Regions from separate parts of the Homo sapiens genome. Here region 2 is linked to region 1. Evidence: read pairs that join two places in POLR2A ChIA-PET (ENCODE). Cell type or tissue: K562. All regions are shown on one strand. Region 1 overlaps GRIN2D (glutamate ionotropic receptor NMDA type subunit 2D). Region 2 overlaps KCNJ14 (potassium inwardly rectifying channel subfamily J member 14).

The links. Peaks named below come from ENCODE experiments on the same cell type or tissue, not always from the same donor. Only the 100,000 strongest peaks of a DNase experiment are listed, where the experiment ranks them.
Region 2: POLR2A ChIA-PET joins it to region 1 with 5 read pairs; 8 of 35 experiments call an interaction of 5 or more read pairs at or near these places.

The regions. Positions count from the first base shown.
Region 1 is chr19:48,414,582-48,417,081 of GRCh38, reverse strand. It overlaps GRIN2D (glutamate ionotropic receptor NMDA type subunit 2D), which reads right to left. Exons shown (of 14, transcript NM_000836.4): 6 at 2,498-2,500; 7 at 2,050-2,218; 8 at 927-1,080. Among named protein-coding and RNA genes, the nearest start is that of GRIN2D, 22 kb to the right of the region's middle. RefSeq lists enhancers at 2,128-2,267, 1,973-2,500. In K562, no CTCF peak of the experiment used is centred here; a DNase peak (open chromatin) is centred at 1,491.
Region 2 is chr19:48,463,580-48,466,079 of GRCh38, reverse strand. KCNJ14 (potassium inwardly rectifying channel subfamily J member 14) reads right to left here. Exons shown (of 3, transcript NM_013348.4): 3 at 1-1,899. The coding sequence ends at 1,303. It overlaps LOC105372430 (a long non-coding RNA gene), which reads left to right. Exons shown (of 3, transcript NR_186576.1): 3 at 142-669. Among named protein-coding and RNA genes, the nearest start is that of CYTH2, 4.5 kb to the left of the region's middle. In K562, no CTCF peak of the experiment used is centred here; no DNase peak of the experiment used is centred here.

The DNA.
Region 1 (2,500 bases):
ATATATCCCCACACCATCTTCTGTAGTTAAAACCCTTGTCCGGGTGCAGTGGCTCACGCCTGTAATTCCAGCATTTTGGGAGGCTGAGGTGGGCAGATCACCTGAGGTCAGGAGTTTGAGATTAGGCTGGCCACCATGGTGAAACCCCGTCTCTACTAAAAATACAAAAATTGGCCAGGCGTGGTGGTGCATGCCTGTGATCCCAGTTACTTGGCAGGCTGAGGCAGGAGAATCGCTTAAACCTGAGAGGCAGGTTGAGGTTGCAGTGAGCCGAGATGGTGCCACTGCATTCCAGCCTGGGCGACAGAGTGAGACTCTGTCTGAAAAAAAAAAAAAGAGAGAGAGAGAGAGAAGTAGAAGCTTATCTTCTGCCTCCTTCACAAGGCTGAGAGATCCTACTGGACAGGGATTTGTGTCTTCCTCATTTGCCACTGTGTTCCCAGTGTGGAGCCCACCACCTGGCACATAGTAGATGCTCAGTAAACACTGATGGTGACTTAAGTGCTTACAAGGTATTGGTACCATGCTAATTTGTTCTCTTCATCTCATACCTAGTACAGGAAAACACTTGGGTTTTGTGGGGCCTGAAGCTTGCACAATTTGGAGGGCTCTCTTTGAGAAAAAATAATTCAACCTTATGAATACAAAACCAGGTGCAGGGCTTGGAAGCTGCAGTGCAAGAGAAGGCTCCTGAGCTCAAGCTTCTTTAGCCTCTTGATGAAATGTCTTCTGGGTAGGGAAATTATTTCTTCCATCTTGTAGATTAGGAAACTGAGGTTCAGAAATGATGTCACTTCACCGAAGTTGCACAGCGGGTTCAAGTACCGATGATACCGGGAACCCAGGTTTTCTGATCCCAGGGCCCACACGGTTGGGGACGGCTACTTTGCCTAGGGCTAGCTCCCTGTCCCAGGGCCCCAGATTACCGAGGAAGGCCGAGGGGGACACCGTGCCATTGCTGCGCGCCACCATGACGCTGATGCCGGTCTCCACGAAGGGGACGGAGAAGTCCACGATCTCGGAGCGCTCCTCGTTGATGGTGAGGGAGCCGATGGCCATGTCTGCGCGCTGGTAGAACACCTGGGGTGGGGGCGATGAGGAGTGGGCGGGGGAACCCGGCTCAAGCGGACAGACTGACACGGACGGCGAGCAGAGACGGGCCCCGGGAGCAGACCAGTGACAGGGTGAGGGAAGGGGCCAAGAGGGATTGCGAGGTGGGTGAGGAGGGGGACGAAGAGTGGGGCAGGGAAGGGCGGAGGTGAGAAATGGGGAACAAGATTGGGAATTGGTAGCCCGCGTCCTACCCGGCTGCTCCCAGCAAGACCTCAAGGCCTTGGTCCAGATCTTCCCAGCCCCACCCTCTTCCCCTAGATTCTCACCCTCCTGGCCCCTCCTCCTCTGTACCAAAGTCCCTCCTCCCAGCCCCGCCCCCTTCCCCTAGGAGTCCCACCCTCCTAGCCCCGCCTCCACTGCCCCAAAGTCCCTCCTCCCAGCCCTGCCCCCTTCCCCTAGGAGTCCCACCCTCCTAGCCCCGCCTCCTCTGCTCCAAAGTCCCTCCTCCAAACCCCGCCCCTGACACCTCCTGACCCCGCCCCCTGTTCCAAGGCATGTCCCTCCCGCGACCCCGCCCCAGGCCCCAATCAGGTGTTTCCTCAATTTGGCCGCGCCCCTGCCCCAGGGTGCCGACCTCTTTTTTTTTATTATTATTTTTTGAGACTGAGTCTCACTCTGTGCCCAGGCTGGAGTGCAGTGGCGCGATCTCCGCTTACTGCAACCTCCGCCTCCCGGGTTCAAGCAATTCTCCTGCCTCAGCCTCCCGAGTAGCTGGGATTACAGGCGCCCGCCACCACGCACGGCTAATTTTTTGCATTTTAGTAGAGACGGGGTTTCACCGTTTTGCCCAAACTGGTCTCGAACCCCTGAGCTCAGGCAATTCGCCCGCCTCGGCTTCCCAAAGTGCTGGGATTACAGGCGTGAGCCACCACGCCCGGCTGTGCCCGCCTCTCGACTCCGCCCCGAAGATTCCCCGCCTCCCGTCCGCCCCCTCACCTCCCCGATCATGCCGTTCCAGACGCCATCGATCTTCTTTCCGTGCTTGCCATTGGTGACCAGGTAGAGGTCGTAGCTGAAGCCGATGGTATGCGCCAGCCGCTTCAGAATGTCGATGCAGAAACCCTTGCAGCAGCGCTTTTCCGGGCGGGGGGCATCCGGTGGAGGGCTGCGGGCAGTGACCAGGCTTGGGGAGTTTGGGGACCCCCTCCTTAGACTCTCTCATGAAGAGAGGATATGGAGGAAGGGATAGGCGGCAGCTAAAACTATGGTTAGCGCTTTCAGGGGAAACTCAGGCTCAAAGAATTCTGAGGTTTGCCTAAGGTCACCAAGCTGGAGGGCTTTGTGGGTCCTGGGTCCCAAGGGAGGAGGGGGCTGGGGGCCCAGACTACTGGGCTTCACGGGAGGCGGGTTTTGGAGCCGGAACTCCTGGATCCCGAGCTGTCACCTG
Region 2 (2,500 bases), 49 kb before region 1:
AAAAGAAAAAGAAATAGACACACATCACTAGGTGTAGGGTTCCAGAGCATTCTAGACTCACCAGCCCTGGGCCTCCCCCTTCCCTTGTCCACTAATTAGCCCTGTGCCCTACAGGGTCTCACCTTCACCTTCACCTTCCAGGTCAGGCCAGAAATGTTGCTTCTGAAGTCCTGAGTCCACCTCCTAGCACTGCCAAGCAGTCCACCTGGAGGTGATGAGAACTTCCAGGCTTTGGTAATGGACAACTCTGTATCCCTGGAGCCTTCATTCCTTTTGGCATTACAGAACCACAAGAAGTCATCTAGAATCATTGAGATTCTCAACTCCATTGGGCAAACTGGAACCAGCAAAATCTCAGATATCTAGAATTGCCACTGCTTCCTTGACTCTGTGATCAGTCTACAGCCACAGAATCCTGATTCCCTTTGGACATTCTAGAATGGCACTTTAAAAAAAAACAACCCACCCAGTGGATCCTTTCAAAGCACTGCTTATTCTCTTGGCTGGGTGCTCTACAGCCAGAAGTTGGAGTTATCTAATATCAAGAACTCTTAATCTGTCACTTCAGTCTTTCTAAACCCACAGACTAACAATGTTTTGTGCATTCTAGAAACATTACTCTTTAGTTTCTGGAGTAGTTCAACTCTCCACGTAAAATCTGTCCTAGACTCACCAGTGCTTGCCTCTGTGGTCAACCTAGACTCACAGAATCTCAACTAATGAGCTTTCTGGAACCACAGGTCTTTTTTTTTTTTTTGGTCTTTGGTCAATCAAGATGATCTTGAATACTTGGGGCATTCCATAACCTTCCCTCCTTAGGTGGTCTAGAACAAATGATTTGCTACTCAGTTGGCTGAGTTGAGAAGCAACACTCCCTTGAATCTTAGGTGAATCCAGACCTACAAACTCTTGATATCTGATGCTGTTCAAGAACTGCCAACTTGCTTCCCCAGAGGCAGTCTATACCATTGGCTTCTCACCCTGGTCAACAATCCAGGTCTCCCCATATAGAGGAATCTAGAACTGCCAGTCTTTTCCTCTTGGGTGATCCAGAATTCTGGTGAGACTGAGGAATCAGGCTCATAAAGGGTTCTCAGGAGGGAGCACAGAAGCAGAGGAATTAAGGTCCAGTATGTCCATGGTGGGTCACCAGGCATGGCAGAACCTTACCACCTAGTCATTTACCCAGCAGGCCTGTCGGTATTCAGGAACACCTGCCCCCATCCCAGGAGAGAGCCCCATCCCTCCATCTTGCTACCTTGGGGAAGGGGGCATACACGGGGAAGGGGACATCAGTTTGCATCATGGAGGCAGGGTCAGCGCCAGGGTTGGTGTGAGAACTCGGGGGCTAGCAGCCCCATCTTCTGTTTCCACCCCATTCCCTTCCTCAGTCTCATCGTCCTCATCTTCCTCCTGGCAGCAGCTCAGAGCAAGTTCATTCTCATAACAAAATGCAGTCAGAGAGCCGGGGAAACTAGACTTGAGGCTGTGGGAAGCCTGCTCTGCCCGTTCATCCAGCTCCTTAGCACTGCAGACCGGTGTCCCTGGGACCTCATAAGTGCGATGGAAGTGGCGATAGTCGACCTCATACTGGGAGCCACGCTGGAAGAGAACTGGCTCAAAACGATGGCCCCAGAGCAGTTCACCAGGGAGGTAGGACGAGCGACACTGTGTGGTCATGGCTGTGGCCTCAACCATCCCCTCGAGAATGACCACCAGCTCAAAGTCAGCCCTGGCCAGCTCGGCACGTCCTAGCTCATACAGAGGACTGGCAGAGTCGATCTCATGGACGATGGTGATGGGGGACACGAGGAAGATACGATCGGTGCCTCCATCAAAGCCCACATCCACATCCTGGTGGTCCAGCGGGATGTACTCACCCTCTGGGGTCACACGGGGCTGCAGCAGGAGGCGAGGAGCCAAAGACAGCAGGGAGCACAGAGACGGGCAGAGACGAAGTGAGAGAGAGGAAGAGATGCAGAGAAAGAAGGCAAAGACCACAGGAGTGAAGAAAAGGGTGAGAACACAGATCAAGAGATGGGGCCGGCAACCCAGAGAGAGAGGAAGTCAGAGAGGCAGGGGAGGGCACAGAAACCCAGTAAGGGAGCCAGAGACCCAGGAGGGGAGGATGGAGGTCCAGAGAAAACATGGGACATGGGACAGAGACCCAGAGATAAAGAGAGAGGAAAGAGACTCAGGGTTTGGGGGTAGAAAACGGGAAGAGGGGCGTGGTGGGGGAAGAGGAGAGAGGGACAGAGTGATATTGGCATAGAGACACAGAAATCAGCAAGACAGAGATGAAATCAAAGCGACAACGGAAAATAAGGATGACATTCAACAGAGAATTGGAGAAGGAGCGGGAGAGAAAAATGGCTTTTAGTATGTGGCCAGAGAAAGATAAATCAGATGACAAGAAGGGGGAGTTAGGGCAACCTAGGTCCAACATTCTGCACCCACCACTGCCTCAGGCTTATCCCTGGGCTCTCCCCTGAGCTATCCT